4 separate regions of the Homo sapiens genome follow, and all the other regions are linked to region 4. The links are chromatin loops, found by intact Hi-C in ENCODE. Cell type or tissue: A673. All regions are shown on one strand.

Region 1 (4,000 bases), 610 kb before region 4:
AATTTTTCTTTCCTTCTCAATCTAGTGCTGGAGCAGAGGTACTGAATGAGGAAGTGGAGTCTTGGGATACCTTTGGAGGGATCCAGTTAATGGACTGGCTGCCATAATTGGTCTGAGACACTGGTGCAAGCATGGTAGGTATGAGGGACTAAAAGGAAGGAAACAGCCCACTAGAGGACAATAATCCGAGTACAGAGATAGTATGGGAGCAAGTGACACATATGGTAAATTAAAAAGTCACTGCCCCTGTAATCCCAGTACTTTAGGAGGCCGAGGCGGGTGGATCACGAGGTCAGGAGATCAAGACCATCCTGGCTAACACAGTGAAACCTGGTCTCTACTAAAAATGCAAAAAATTACCCTTGGCATGGTGGCATACACCTGTAGTCCCAGCTACTCGGGAGGCTGAGGCAGGAAAATTGCTTGAACCTGGGAGGTGGAGGTTGCAGTGAGCCGAGATCACGCCACTGCACTCCAGCCTGGGTGACAGAGTAAGACTGTCAAAAAAAAAAAGTCACTGCCAACAACTGAAAATACCTCCAGGTATTTCCTTCCTTCCTTCCTTCCTTCCTTCCTTCCTTCCTTCCTTCCTTCCTTCCTTCCTTCCTTCTTTCCTTTCTTCCTTCCTTCCTCCCTTCCTTCCCACTTCCATAGTGGGAGCTCGGAGCCACATGTAATTTCATTTTTTTTTTTTTAAATAATGAACTGCCATGTTTCCTACTTCCAAATTCTAGAGTGCAATTCGTACCTGCTACACTCTGATGAGAGGGTGTAAGCTTTATTTGTAGAGCTGGAGTTAGTTTGGGCATTGCTATCATGATGATAGGCATTTTTAAGAGGCAGAGAATCAGGCAGGAAAATAGCACAAAGTAAATGCAGGGAACAGTTACAAAATAAATAGAAAACTTGGGCTCTTAACTTCAAGAAGCTTAATCTAAGCAGAGACATCAGGAAAACACACATCAAAGGACTTAGTAAAATGCCCCAAGTCAAATCACTGCTGTGCACAACACATACACTTGTAGGAATGATAGCTATTATTATCATAATTTGTTGAGTATCTACTATATGCAGGCATGTAGGCACTTTTTTTAAATTTAATTTTATTTATTTTTTAGAGACAGGATCTTGCTCTGTTGCCCAGGCTAGAGTGCAGTGGTATGATCATAGCTCACTGCAGCCTTGACCTAGCAGACTCAAGCGATCCTCCTGCCTCAGCCTCCAGAGGAGCTAGGACTACAGGCACACACCACCATGCCTGGCTAATTTATTTTTATTTTTTGGAGAGATGAGGTCTCCCTATGTTGCACAGTCTGGTCTCAAACTCCTGGGCTCATGTGATCCTCCCACCTTGGCCTTACAAAGCGCTGGAATTACAGGCGTAAGCCACCACACCTGGCCCACTTAGGAACTTTCTATATGCTATAGCATTTAATGTTCACTTTTAATGAGGAAATTAGGACCAGAGAGGTGAAGCAACTTGCCCACAATCACACAGCTAGCAAATGACAGAACTAGGTCTCAAGGTCAGGTCTGTCGTTTCCATCACCTTTGCTCGCATCACCACCCTTCTAAAGACAAACAGAGTAGTGGATCCTTAGATGCCAAGAGATAAACTTGGGATCAACACAGCTGGGAGGACCCAGCAAGAATTGGCAAAGTAGAGGGCATATTTTATAATTTAAGAAGCAAAATGCTGTCACATGTCAGCAGAGTCAAGGGGGAAAAAAGTGCATAAAACTAAAAAAATTAAGAATGATAAAGAAAAACCAAGTAGGTAAGGATGAGGGTGTGTTGACCCTTGTTTCAACTCCACTGGTTTCTTCCCCACAAAATCATTTAGGGAATAGAGAGACAATAACAGGAGGGCAGAGGCACTTAATCAGAGATTTTACAAACCACTAAATCAAAAGAGACTGTGAAATTCCCGCCCGGGGAAGCTAACAGTGAGATTAAATGGATTAGTCTACTGTACAGGAATCCGGGGAATGCAGGCAGCATGTGCTTTTGTTGTGGATTGCTCAGCAGCAACACGATAGTTTTACATCTCCCAGAAACATATGGGCATGTGCCCTTCTGCAAACCAGCAAGCAAGAGCAGCGCCTGGCGAGCTGCTTCCCCTACACCACACGTCTCGTTTCAGGAGGTGGCAGATAGTGACATTTTATGGAGAGCTTGCGCAGGGAACGTGTGGGAAATGAAAAGGCAACCCAGCTAATCGCACCCATAATTTCTAAGCTCAGAGCTGGGTTCACTACGGTTGTGGGGAATAAAAAAAGAACTGGAATTAGGAGTTCTGGTATTAATCCTTGCAAAGAAAGGGAGAAGAGGCTGGGTGCAGTGGCTCACGCCTGTAATGCCAGCACTTTGGGAGGCCTAGGCGGGCGGATCTCTTGAGGCCAGGAGTTCGAGACCAGCCTGGTCAACATGGTGAAACCCCTTCTCTACAAAAAAAAAAAAACATTACAAAAATTCGCCGGGCATGGTGATGCGCACCTGTAGTCCCAGCTACTCGGGAGGCTGAGGCAGGAGAATCACTTGAGCACGGGAGGCGGAAGTTACAGTGAGCCAAGATCGTGCCTCCATGCTCTGCTTGAGTGACAAAGCGAGACTCATGCCCAAACCAAAAAAAAAGTGGGCTGGCTGGGAGCGGGGGAGAAGAAGGAGGCCTCTGACAGTGTGTCTCCCAAACTTTGGAGGCAACTGCTACCTGAAGATAGCCGAGAAGACTCCTTAGCTCCTTTCCTTTTGGTGTTAACGGCAGCAGTGGTAGCACATGGAATTAAACTCACAAAACACACAGATTGCTAGTTTCCAGAAATCCACATCCAAACTCCAAAAAGCCAGACATTGGTTAGATATATGTACAAACTCTGACCCGCCTGAGTTAACGGTTGACATCAGCAGTCTATAATAAATAATTAATATAGCCCTAGGAGACATAAAGCCAGCAACATGGTATCTCTCCCTCAGCTCTAAATGGAATGCCAGATAACCTACTTTGAAGAGTAATGTGTTCACAGTATGTGGGAATTAACTGCTCAATATAATAAGTACTATTGAATTTCCCATCTCCATGCACATGGAGGGCAACTGCCACCAAAAACACAGTAATAACAGTAACTGAGTGATGAAAAAAAGAGCCCCATTTTTTATTACAACCTTAAAATGTTATAGGTTAAAATAATCTTAAAGGGTTTAAAAAACAGCAATTAAATCTTTCCATTTCTGTTTTCCAAGACTGCAGCTGAGAACACGAGGGCCTAAGAGCCATACGGTGCTAGCCTTGCTAATAACGCTCTGTGAAAAATCTCATTAATTCAGTCTGGCTCTTCAGATCAGCCGCTAAATCCTTGTATTGTCACTCATCCTCTGGCCTTTTCAGGATTTCCATAGCCTAACTAGAAGTATCTCCATGGAAACCAAGCAGTCCTGCTTTGCACATCCCGGAACTTTTTGTTCCTGACAAAGCTTGACAAATCACATGCAGCATGGAGAGTTTAACATAGCGAACTAAATCCTGACCCGCACTTAGAAATGATAAACCCAAGCATACCAGCTTTATTATAAATGATTTCCTTACAAGATACTTAACCAAGCCAGTGAAATGCTGAACCAGACAAGTTTCAAGAACAAGGTGCTGGGGGGGAGAAGGGGGGGGGGGGAAGGCAAATAAATAAATAGATAAATAGGAACCCCAGGTGTGTTCAGCTGTAGGTTCTGCGAGCTCATTTTCTGTCTAATTGACTTAAATTGAAAGCAACTGAAGGCGAGAAAGAGCGAGAAGGATGCTGTTTCTGAGAAGGCCTTCCTTTTTTTCCTCTGGAGAAAGTGAAATCCTAAATCCATTCCCTCATTTTCCCTAACTCCTGAAGAGAATGGGAATCTACAGGTCTCTATCCCTGGTGAGCCCGGAGGTTGAGTTTTCACAAGGGCAGCAAGAAGAATCCCTTCTCCTCTTCCTGTCCACCTTCTGAAGAGGAGGAGACAGAGCCGGGTT
Region 2 (4,000 bases), 77 kb after region 4:
TAGAGGCGTGAGCCACTGTGACCAGCCTCCTTCTTCTTCTTTTTTTTTTTTTTTTTTTTTGAGATGGAGTCTCCCTTTGTCTCCCAGGCTGGAGTGCAGCAGCGAGATCTCAGCTCACCGCAACGTCCGCCTCCCGGGTTCAAGTGTTTCTCCTGCCTCAGCCTCCCAGGCACCCACCATCATACCCAGCTAATTTTTGTATTTTTAGTAGAGACAGGGTTTCACCCTGTTGGCCAGGCTGGTCTGGAACTCCTGACCTCAAGTGATCCGCCCACCTCAGCCTCCCACAGTGCTGGGATTACAGGCATGAGCCAGGGTGCCAGGCCGCTCCTTGTGTCTTAAAATCAACTCTGAGGTGTATGGGTGATAAGAAGAATTCATATTTATCATACTCTCTTTTATTCAATTTAAATGTGTTGCTAAGTATTATATACTGTATTTGCTTAGGATTTAAGTTCAATTGTATATAACAGAACTTCATCTCCCCCCTGCCCTGCCAAAAAAAAAAAAAAAAAGGCATACATGAGACAGTAGCTTATTTCAGCCTCAGATATAAGCATGACTGTTGGCACTTGGGGTGGTGGAGTGGCCCCAGTTGCCATTCTGCCACCCACAGGTGTTGGCCTGCCACATGAGTGAAGATGGCTCAACACTGAGGCCCTGTTCCAAGTCACAGGGGAGAGGGAGGTTGGTGAAAGAGGAATACCACCTCTCTTTAAGGGTGCATTCCAGAAGTGGCACTTCCAATGGCCACAATTAATCACATGGCCATAAGCAACTGCAAAGATTGCTGGAAATGTAGCCATTATGAGTGACAACGGGGTTCTCTGACAAGGAAGAAGGGCAGAGAAGTCATTAGCGGACTAGCAATCTCTGCAAATATGTTTTATCTTTTTCTAAAAAAGGAAAAAAACGAAAAAGAAAATGTAGTTCTAAAAGAGAACCCCCCCCCCACTCCACATTTTACCTGGTGGTGGATTCCCCCTCCTCCCCGTTTCAACCTAAAAGTCATTTCCTCAGAGAACCTGCCTTGGGTTTTCCCCTTTCTTCCTTTCACCATCTCTGGCCCCCTTTGAGATGAGATCTCTGTTATTCTCTGTCAACAGCATTTCTCTTCAGAGCACTTACCATCAGTGACATGAATGACTCACTATTATGACTACATGTATGATGTCTGGCTCCTGAACTGCACTCAGAGCTTTGTAAGGACAGGTATTGAACCTGCCCAATTCACAGGTGCCCCTTGGCAAAGTCTCTAGCCAAATCTCTCTGCTGGGCACGGTAGCTCACACCTGTAATCCCAGAACTTTGGGAGGCTGAGGCAGGTGTATCACCTGAGGCCAGGAGTTCAAGACCAGCCTGGCCAGTATGGTGAAACCACATCTCTACTAAAAATACAAAAATTAGCCAGGTGTGGTGGCATGCGCCTGTAATCCCAGCTACTTTGGAGGCTGAGGCAGGAAAATCACTTGAACCTGGGAGGCAGAGATTGCAGTGAGCTAAGACCACGCCATTGCATCCCAGCCTGGGCAACAAGAACAAAACTCCATCAAGGAAGGAAGGAAGGAAGGAAGGAAGGAAGGAAGGAAGGAAGGAAGGAGGGAGGGAGGGAGGGAGGGAGGGAGGGAGGGAGGGAGGGAGGGAGGAAAGGAAGGAAGGAAGGAAGGAAGGAGCCAGACGAGGTGGCTCATGCCTGTAATCCCAGCTCTTTGGGAGGCCGAGGCGGGGAGGCAGAGGTTGCAGTGTGCTGAGACCACCCCATTGCACCCCAGCATGGGCAACAAGAACAAAACTCCATCAAGAAAGGAAGGAAGGAAGGAAGGAAGGAAGGAAGGAAGGAAGGAAGGAAGGAAGGAGTGAGCCGGACGCGGTGGCTCATGCCTGTAATCCCAGCTCTTTGGGAAGCTGAGGTGGGCGGATCATGAGGTCCAGAGATCGAAACCATCCTGGCTAACATGGTGAAACCCTGTCTCTACTAAAAATACAAAAAATTAGCTGGGCATGGTGGCGGTCGCCATAGTCCCAGCTACTCAGGAGGCTGAGGCAGGAGAATGGCGTGAACCCGGGAGGCAGAGCTTGCAGTGAGCCGAGATATCACCACTGCATTCCAGCCTGGGCGACAGAGTGAGACTCCATCTCAAAAAAAAAAAAAAAAAAAAAGGAAGGAAGGAAAAAGAAAGGGAAGGAAGGAAGGAAGGAAAAGAAAGAAAGAAAGAAAGACAAAGAAAGAAAGAAAGAAAAAGAGAGAAAGAAAGAGAGAGAAAGAAAGAAAAAAGTTATGGTGTTCACAAAAAGATTCTCAATTATGGACATAACCAATTTGCTTGAATTCATTTTGATTTTAAAAATAAATAGGCCAGGCATGGTGGCTCACACCTGTAATCCCAGTACTGTGGGAGGCCAAGGTGGGTGGATCACGAGGTCAGGAGTTCGAGACCAGCCTGGCTAACATGGTGAAACCCCATCTCCACTAAAAGTACAAAAAGTAGCTGGGCATGGTGGTGAGCACCTGTAATCCCAGCTACTCAGGAGGCTGAGGCAGGAGAATTACTTGAACCAGGTGGGCGGAGGTTGCAATGAGCAGAGATCATGCCACTGCACTCCAGCCTGAGCAACAGAGCAAGACTCCATCTGAAAAAAAAAAACCAAGATCATCATATGCAATGCATGTACCTTGATTGGATTCTAAATCAGGGGAAAATAGTATAAAGGATATTTTGGAGACAAATGGGGAAATTTAAATAAACTGTGCTGGCCGGGTGTGGTGGCTCACACATGTAATCCCAGCGCTTTGCAAGGCCAAGGAGGGCAGATCACGAGGTCAGGAGTTCGAGACCAGCCTGACCAACATGGTGAAACCCCATCTCTACTAAAAATACAAAAATTAGCCGGGCATGGTGGTGTGCGCCTGTAATCCCAGCTACTTGGGAGGCTAAGAATAGCTTAAACATGGGAGTCTGTCTGAAAAAAAAAAAGGATATATATATATACACATATATATGTATGTATATACACACACACACACACACACATATATAGATTGTGCTATTGTCTGAATTTTATTTTGTTTTGTTTTGTTTTTTGTTTTTTTTGAGACGCAGTCTCGCCCTATCACCCAGGCTTGAGTGCAGTGGCACGATCTAGGCTCACTGCAACCCCCGCCTCCTGGGTTCAAGGGATTCTCCTGCCTCAGCTGCTGGAGTAGCTGGCGTTACAGGCACCCGCTACCACGCGTGGCTAATTTTCTTTTTCTTTTTCTTTTTCTTTTCTTTTCTTTTTTTTTTTGAGACGGAGTCTCACTCCGTCACCAGGCTGGAATGCAGTAGCACAATCTTGGCTCACTACAACCTCCGCCTCCCAGGTTCAAGTGATTCGCCTGCCTCAGCCTCCCCAGTAGCTTGGACTGCAGGCTCATGCCACCAAGCCCAGCTAATTTTTGTATTTTTAGTAGAGACGGGGTTTCACCATGTTGGCCAGGATGTTCTTGATCTCTTAACCTTGTGATCTGCCTGCCTCGGCCTCCCAAAGTACTGGGATTACAGGCGTGAGCCACCACAACCAGCACTCTGAAAGTTTTTGCTGCCCCAAAATTCATACGTTGAAACCTAACCCTCAAGGAGATGATATTAAAAGCTAGGGTTCATTGGGAGGTGAGGTGAGTAGGTCATGAGAATAGAACCCTCATGAATGGGAGGCCTTAGGAAAGAGGCCCCAGGCAGGGCACGATGGCTCACGCCTATAATCCCAGCACTTTGGGAGGCTGAGGCAGGTGGATCACCTGAGGTTGGGAGTTCGAGATCAGCCTGGTCAACATGATGAAACCTGTCTTTACTAAAAATACAAAACTTAGCTGGGCGTGGTGATGTACGTCTGTAATCCCAACTACTCGGGAGGCTGAGGCAGAAGAATCATTTGAACCCGGGAGGGGGAGCTTGCAGTGAGCAGAGATTGTGCCACTGCACTACAGCCTGGCTGACAAGAGCGAGACTCCATATTACAA
Region 3 (4,000 bases), 730 kb before region 4:
TTGCTCCTCGAGCTCCAGGGACTGTGAGGCAGGGGAGCCCTTTTGAATGGTCCCTGCCACCACACACTTCCCAACTATCGACACCGGCTAGATAGGTAACAAAAGGGGAGTCAAAGGTAATGAATCAGAATTTGCAGAGTTTAGCTGCTATGGGTGTGGGAGGGCCCCCAGAGAACGGCCAACGGACCCGATCCATTTGTATCACTTGTTAACCAAAATTGTCAGTGACTTTGGAACAATTATTGCCTTCCTGAAACCAAAACCTGCACAGCACAATAACTCTTGAGCCTCCCTTCTCTGCATTAATAATCATGTTCATGGTGCTTTACTTAGCAGGTTACAATGTTGGCTTACTCTCAGGCTCTCTGCAGTGAACAAATTAAAGAGGCTTGCTCTGTTCCATGAAAATACTCCAGCTCAGCCTATTCATTTTCCTAAATGCTTCTCCACTTCAAATTGGCATTCCAGCCATGTGGCATATATTTTTTAAAAGCCATCGCATGGGTCAATAATGTTAAACCCTTACCCATGACAATAATTTACTCTCATCGACTGTGTACATACACAGAGAAGAAATACACACATAGTGTGTGTGCTCATACTCTGATCCCTTTGGTGTCTCTCAGCATTGTGGACTCTCTCTTCCTATTGTGTTTCAGTCTTTTTTTTAACTGGCGGTCTCTTTCTCCTGCAAAGAGAGATTACAAATACAATCCTAGAATTGTAAATAGAACGGTGGCTGCCTTTTGTTCGGCTTCCTGTCCAAGTTGTTACAACCTTTGTCATGGTAATGAGCCATCAGAATTTCATAGCCTGAATACCCTCTCCACTCTTCCAGTTTATTGTGTGCCTAAATTTGGATGAGTTTATGGTCTCCGTCAGTGCTGCCCGTGGATAAAGACAGCTGGAAAAGTTGACCCGCTTTAAGACGACCAAAGGTTCTTCATGGAAGTAAAAGGTTTACTGGCAACACAGGAAATCCTGAGAGCACTGTCTGGAAATTTGGACGGGGTAATATTCACCTGCCAAGGTTTTCCATCAGGTCTTGAGAAAGGTCGGTGGGTTTTCTACCCTACTTAACTTTTCCCCAGTTGTGACAGAGTAGCTTTTCTCTTTCATTCAAGGGATGTGTGTTGAAAATCTGTTCTGTACTAGGCAGTGGATGCACTGAGGAGAAAAAATAGGGCAGGCCAGGAACACCGAGGCACAGCTGAATACATATTTATGCCAGTGCAAAGAAACAGAAAACTGGGTTCATCTTCATACTGAACTTCATATGACTCAGATCAAATTTCCTCAGTGAGAGCCCATTTACAATAGCCATTATGCTGATGAACATGCCACCGGCTTCCCCAGTGAATACCCAATGAATACCCATTTCTGAACTTGCTCGATAAGAACACGGCTGAAGGTAGATTCCTACAAGGTAAATTCCTATTACTGTCACTTAGGTTGTGGCTTTAGGTAACTGATATGTACGTGACATCACATTATCTACGCTACAGTACTTTAAAGCAAATGACAGATGTTGTAACAGTTTACAAGATGACCCATCTATATTTGATTACTGACAGGCATGAATAATTTACTTCAATATTTCATTAAAATTGTGCCCTGTTAATTAGATGGAGGGTTTTTTGTGACAAAGCACAAACTGCTGGGGTGGGTGGTCTGTGAGGTTGTAGAACATAAAAGGGCTTTTTATTCCCCCAGCAGATGGGGCCCCGCAAGGATAAAAGAGACTTGAGAGCCACTTAAATTGGCCTCAGGACCCTCAGTGTTGAAGCTAAGTGCTGGCTGTGGTTAAATTTATGTAAAGCGCCTAGCACAGTGCCCGGCACCCAGCAGCTGCCGAGAGCTATTAGGATTTTTTTTCCCCAAGTGTTGGGTGTGTGTGGTTAGAAACTTAGTGCCATTTCCAAGCAGGTGTGACTTTCAGTTAAGTGACTTCCTGAGTTTGTATGAGAAATCATTGGTGAAACCCAGAATAGAACTCAGAGTCTTTGCATTCGATTTCCAATCCCATCCCTCTTCTCACTGGGTTGCCTGCCCTCCTTCTGCATGGGCACCTTTGCCAAGAGAGAATGAGATTCTCAAAGCAACTAAAGTCCTCTGGTAGTTTTCAAATGGCCAGTTCTGTCCTCCTCTCAAAATATACTTTGCTCTTGTATTTCCAGTTTCAAAGTAGCAAAATGCAAAGTCCTGTCTTCCTTCCTTCCTTCCTTCCTTCCTTCCTTCCTTCCTTCCTCTTCTTCCTTTCCTTTTTCCTTCCTTCCTTCCTCCTTCCTTCCTTCCTTCCTTCCTTCCTTCCTTCCTTCCTTCCTCCTTCCTTCCTTCTCTCCCTCCTTACATCCCTCTACAAGTATCAGGCCGTGGGGAGCGGGAAAGGAAAGAAAGAAAAGGAAAAAAGACTGTCAAGTGTTTTTTATCATGCAGATGTATGTTGGGGGCATAGAAGTGGCAGGGATTGGAGACTATAGCAGAAGGAGCCCAGGCTCATCTGCTGCTAAAAATAATAAAATTCTAACTTCAGAAAATGTTGAAATATGGCTGGCGTGGCATTGTTTTTGTTGCCTTAGGAAGATACCCTCACTTGACCAGACGATTAAGAAACCTGAAAACTGCGTGTTACTGAACCAAACTTTGGGTCACCCACTCAGTGAACAGAAAAAGCCAAAAGCCAAAAACGAACACCACTGGTATTTGCAGTGAAAGAGAGGCATGTATTTCAGGGTGCCAAGCAAGGAGAACTGGGCAGCTAACACTTAGGACTCAAACTCCCAGACGGATGACAAGCAAGGGTTTTTACAATTGCAACTTCTGCTTTCCTGAAATGTACTTTGAAATGGACATTTAAAGGCATTAAATGTATAGTTGCAGTCGTAACCAAGACAAGGAAGGCATGCAGCCAATACAAGGAATTGTAAACCAAAACAAGGAAGTTACCCATTGGTTTGGCCCTTCGTAGGGGGACATCTTGAAGCAGAGGCTTACAGGTCAGAGGTGGATTCAGAGATTCTTTGATTTGCAATTGGTTAAGGAAGCAAAGCTTTGTCTAAAAACTTGGGGTTAGCAGAAAGCTATGTTTAGTTTTGGCCTGAGGGTGTGACTTTCTCCAGGCACCTCAGGAGGAAATTTAGAACAAAGAACATCAGTTAGAGTTCAGTCCTCAGTGCCCCCTTATCTGAGGTCTATGTGACGGTGGTCAACATTGTCTATCTGGTGGGGCTCCTGTTTCTGAAAAATAGCTCAAGGATACGTCAAGATAATATCTTTTAGTTTCTATAGGGAAGCAAACATCTTGTGACTCTGGCTTACTTGGTGGCTATTGTTTAAGTTACTATTATCTTCCTGCTTAGCAGGTTATTCATTTACTTCCTTAATTGCTGGTTGTAGGGTTAGCTAGGTGCCTGGAATTTCCCTTGAAGGGACTCAAAATTTTCCCTTTGTTTTTTGCTAGGTGGGGAGGTGTAGCTTGGAAGGCTCCTGAGAGGGGTTCCTGCTGTTTCATACACTTTCTCTGACCAGGCTTTCCTGAACTGGGGATAAATAGCGCATCTGCAAACACAGTGATGCCACCAGGTCAAGGTCAACACTGATATCTCAATGGCTACTAGGCCCATGTCTAACAATTCCTCATGCTTTACCCTGGCCCGTAAGCTAAAAATGTTAGGCAAAACATTGCCCATTCTCCTGCCTGTCCTCTTCCTTCTCTGGTCTGCTCCCCTCTCTGTGGAGAGGAAACTCCTGATTTGCTGAGAAGTTTCTCAAAAGCTACAGTGCAAATCACCCTAATTGTTTGCTAGATGAACAATGATCACTCTAACCTCCTAATTAACATTGTTAAAATCTGCTAACAAAGGACATTTAACAATATCTTAATTAGGAAGGATTTCCAATTTGTGATATGGAGCATGTTAGACAAACAGAGCACAATTCTCCCTTTGTTCCTGGGCTCGGTAGCCAGAGAGATTACAAGATATGACACAACATGTTCTGC
Region 4 (4,000 bases):
CAGGCTGGTCTTGAACTCCTGACTTCAAGTGATCCTCCCATCTCAGCCTCCCAAAGTGCTGGGATTACAGGTGTGAGCCACCACACCCAACCAGACTTTTTTTTAAAAGCAGGAGGGAGATGTTTTGGAAGGTAAAAAGCCACAGGCTCCCACCAGGAGCAAGAACCAGTGAGTGAGGCTTCCAGATGAGGCTGTACGAGCATTTTGGTGGCATGCAAAATGTAGGGATTCAGGAGGAGGAGGGAGGATGGAAGGAAAAAGTTGAAAAAGCAGTTACGAATTGTGAAGAGAAATGATAGTGTTTATTTCTAAATGACAACTCTTTATCTTCTTACCCCAGGCCTATTTGTTGACAAGCCATTCTGTCAAAATCTGTTGGTCAAGGAAAGGGAGACCCACGTACATGTGGCACATTAGGCCTTGATCTTGTCTCTGTTGGAATTCAAAGGCTCTCCCGTAAGCAATCAGCTTCCTAATGGGCACAAGGCACCTCTGGGAATGGGAATTTGACCAGGTTTGTCAAAACCGCCAGACAGAAGCAGAGTCTTTCTCATTTTCCTGTTTCTATCACAGGAGAGGAGCAACTCCAGGGGCCATGCCAGTCCTTCAAGGACAAGAGCTAAAACTACCGTGAAAGCTGCTTACACATTAGCAGGGCACACACATAAATCCATCACATCTATTTTTTAAATCTGGATGAATAAAACAGATACAGGCCGGGCACACAGTATATCTTGGAGCTGTGGAAACAGCTTATGGAGTAACTCAATAGAGTGAAGGATTCTCACTCTCCCTCTCTCTCTCTTTCGAATCCCTATCGCCAAGCAGCAGTGAATTAAAATTGCCTGAGAAATCAAGCAGGTGGTAATCGCTTCTCTGTCAGATAAGTTATCCGAGGACAGACTTTTTTCTGAGGCGGTTACGCTGTCTTCCTCAGCTCCATGATGCAGAAACCCATAGAGATTAAAATCAGCTGCATCGTGGATACAGTTACACCCTAAAAAGAAAAGGCGTGGATGACTAGGGGAATGCCCAGAGAGCCCTGGGGTGGAGAGAGGCCGGGGAGGGTCACAGGGGCTCCCTTGAACCCAAGGCCACAGTGATGAAGACTTGGTCATGTGCCTTTAGCTTCATGGGGAGAACTGTGACAGCCAGAAGCCAGAACATGAGTTTTGCTGGCCTCTCCTCTGACTCCTGTTTAGTACTAAAGCAGGGAGGAGTTGGGGTGGGGAACTGGGGAGAGGAGGTGGAGGAAAAGTCCAGACCAGTCATCACACGATCAGCAGAACGAGTCCTTATGGGTTTGACAAATGTGGGAAGATTAGAAAAGATCTTGGGCTAAAAACAAAAACAAATGTCTTCCCATTTTCTTTACAAAACTCCCAGCCCCTCTCACCACACACTTATATACCCCAACCCCAACTAATCTGTCTTGAAGATAAACATGCTTTTTCTAAACTCTAAAACCTGTCTTCCATTAATGCTAGTCTGGAGAGTGAAGCTTTCCCTGCTGACTGATTACAGAAAATTGCTTATTTAAAGAAACCTGGACTCTCTCTTGCAGACAATGGCTTCCATTCCGGACATCATTTCAGAGACTTCCGCACAAACAAGAGAGACTAGCAAGCACCTTGAGATAATCCAGGTATAAGGGGAAGAGTACAGAGCTGGTTCACACAACCGCACCCTCACTCACACAGACACAAACACACAGCCCAACCCAGAAACTGCACCACATAGGACACAGCTGCATTTGGGCCTCTAATTACTTTACTGTCTAATTCATGCTAACACAGCAATTAGTGATAACGCTCAAAACACTCATACACATCAGCTTGACGACATTTAATTATGACAGTAGATGTATCGCACTTCAGGAGATATGTAACTTAGCAAGGAATAAGAAATCTATATGGATGGCCCATCTAAACCACCATGAAATAAAAGTAGAGGAAAGTCATGAAATCCTCACTTTGTCATTAAAAGAAAATGTTTAACGGGTGTGTTTTTATGTGAAATATGCCATTTCCAGATGCTGATTGGAAATCCGGTCTCGCTGGCTCAGAAAACATGATTAGGTTTTTATTTTTCAAAAGAAAGGAAGTGAGAAAGGAAGGAGGGAAGGAGGGAAGGAAGGAAGGAAGGAAGGAAGGAAGGAAGGAAGGGGGGAAGGGTAGCTTGGCTCTTGATTATTGCTTGATGGCTCTGTGTATTCATTCTCATTTTCAGTACCTTAGACATCAGCAGAAGATATAAGGGAAATGGGACATTTTTTGCTGGGATGCTCCTTAAGATGTGCCATTTGCTATTGGTTTACATGGGGCCTGTTCATGAGATATGATTAATAGTTCAGCAGCACTGCCAAAAAGCACATAAATCTGGCCATCCACAGTGTAATTGACACACTGCTTGTCTCGCAGATACCTACAGCACTTGCTTATCGCAGTCTAATCCCCCAGTGGGTATTCGAAGCAGCTGATTATGCAATGCCAGTTGCTTACACTACAGTTTGGGGGTCTTTTCCTTATAGCACCCAATTAGCTGTGACACAAAGCCCTACTCCCCTTGATCAACCTTGACCAGGTGTTAAGTACCAGCTGAATGAACGCAGGCGATAGCACAAATGCCACTGGAGCACCCGGCCTAAGCAGAGCGGGTGTTGAGGTGGGAACCTCCACCTACGCATTCTGCATCAAGTTGCCTTTGCTTTAGACTCGCCAAGCACCCTTGCTTTGGTTCCTCACACCCAGATCATAGCAATCTGCCACCGAACCCTGCAAGGTTACCACGGTGAGCTCCACCTGTCTTCTCCCCGACCTGCCTCACCCTCTCTTCCAGCTCATTCAACATCTCTCCTTTCCAAATCAAAATCCAGCAGCTCCTCACATTGACTTGCCGTGGGAACTTCAAAACCTCAGCCCCGCTCTCTAGTCCTCTGATTTCTCCATTTCTATGAAAATTTTAAAAACAAAAACAACACTGACTTAGCAGAGCAGCAACTGGGAAGATTAAAGATTAATAATAAACAAGTTGTAAAGCCCTTTGAAAGCATAAAATGCTGTAGGAGTAATTATTATCATTGTTATTAATCACCTCAGTTCATCACATAGAGTAAACATGCAATTATAAAGAGGGGACTCTTAAATGCAGTATCAGCAGCAAGACCCATTTATTACAATGCTATTTGCTTGGATTCCATTACAGTTATAAAATTTTGTGCTCATCTAGCACTTTTTGTCTGAGAATGTCAAAGTGCTGTACAAGCACAGGCTCTAATTAAACTAATCCTTGCAACACACAGGGAGCAGCAGAGAGAGGCCACTTCCAGTTGTGTAACTCGCCATCTAAGCACATCCTGTCCTGGTCTGGGGAGGTCTGCCTGCTGAGGGCTGCATCTAGAAACTTCCGAAATCTAACATTCCTAGGAAAGTCATATATATATGTATGTAAAAATATGTGTGTGTATATACATATACACATATACATATATATGTATACACATGTGTATATGTATGTATACACAAATATGTGTGTGTATATATACACATGTACATATATGTGTATACACATATATGTATGTGTATACATGTATACGTATAGGTATAGATATACATGTATACGTATAGGTATAGATATACATGTATACGTATAGGTATAGATATTCATGTATACGTGTACGTATTCATGTATACGTGTACGTATTCATGTATACGTGTACGTATTCATGTATACGTATATGTATACATATATACACACACACATATTTTTAAAGCACAAATAATTAATGTCAGGCATAATACACAAAGGTTTCAATATCTTCTTCTGTGTGGGAATTATGTATTCAGTGTCTTGCTAGTAACTCACATATACCTCGATCCTGCCATTTTGGTTTTTTGTTTTGTTTTGTTTTTGTTTTGAGATGGAGTCTCGCTCTGTCTCCCAGGCTGGAGTGCAGTGGCGCGATCTCAGCTCACTGCAAGCTCCACCTCCTAGTTTCACG

Evidence for each region. Peaks named below come from ENCODE experiments on the same cell type or tissue, not always from the same donor. Only the 100,000 strongest peaks of a DNase experiment are listed, where the experiment ranks them.
Region 1: it touches region 4 in a loop (9-fold over the local background); 1 of 110 quality-filtered maps calls a loop at or near these places.
Region 2: a loop joins it to region 4, with 13 times the contacts of the local background. A loop is called at or near these places in 1 of 110 quality-filtered maps.
Region 3: it touches region 4 in a loop (29-fold over the local background); 1 of 110 quality-filtered maps calls a loop at or near these places.

The regions. Positions count from the first base shown.
Region 1 is chr6:14,498,032-14,502,031 of GRCh38, forward strand. It overlaps LOC101928331 (a long non-coding RNA gene), which reads left to right. Exons shown (of 3, transcript XR_001743994.3): 2 at 26-134. Among named protein-coding and RNA genes, the nearest start is that of LINC01108, 210 kb to the left of the region's middle. In A673, a CTCF peak has its summit at 2,148; DNase peaks (open chromatin) are centred at 710, 2,060, 3,020 and 3,350; H3K27ac peaks cover 562 bases.
Region 2 is chr6:15,183,513-15,187,512 of GRCh38, forward strand. No RefSeq gene overlaps it. Among named protein-coding and RNA genes, the nearest start is that of JARID2-DT, 60 kb to the right of the region's middle. In A673, no CTCF peak of the experiment used is centred here; a DNase peak (open chromatin) is centred at 1,769; H3K27ac peaks cover 2,118 bases.
Region 3 is chr6:14,380,703-14,384,702 of GRCh38, forward strand. No RefSeq gene overlaps it. Among named protein-coding and RNA genes, the nearest start is that of LINC01108, 97 kb to the left of the region's middle. RefSeq lists a silencer at 1-30 and enhancers at 356-897, 898-1,441. In A673, no CTCF peak of the experiment used is centred here; DNase peaks (open chromatin) are centred at 749, 1,259, 2,049 and 2,389; H3K4me3 peaks cover 380 bases; H3K27ac peaks cover 4,000 bases.
Region 4 is chr6:15,106,255-15,110,254 of GRCh38, forward strand. No RefSeq gene overlaps it. Among named protein-coding and RNA genes, the nearest start is that of JARID2-DT, 140 kb to the right of the region's middle. In A673, no CTCF peak of the experiment used is centred here; DNase peaks (open chromatin) are centred at 1,247, 2,217 and 3,307; H3K27ac peaks cover 4,000 bases.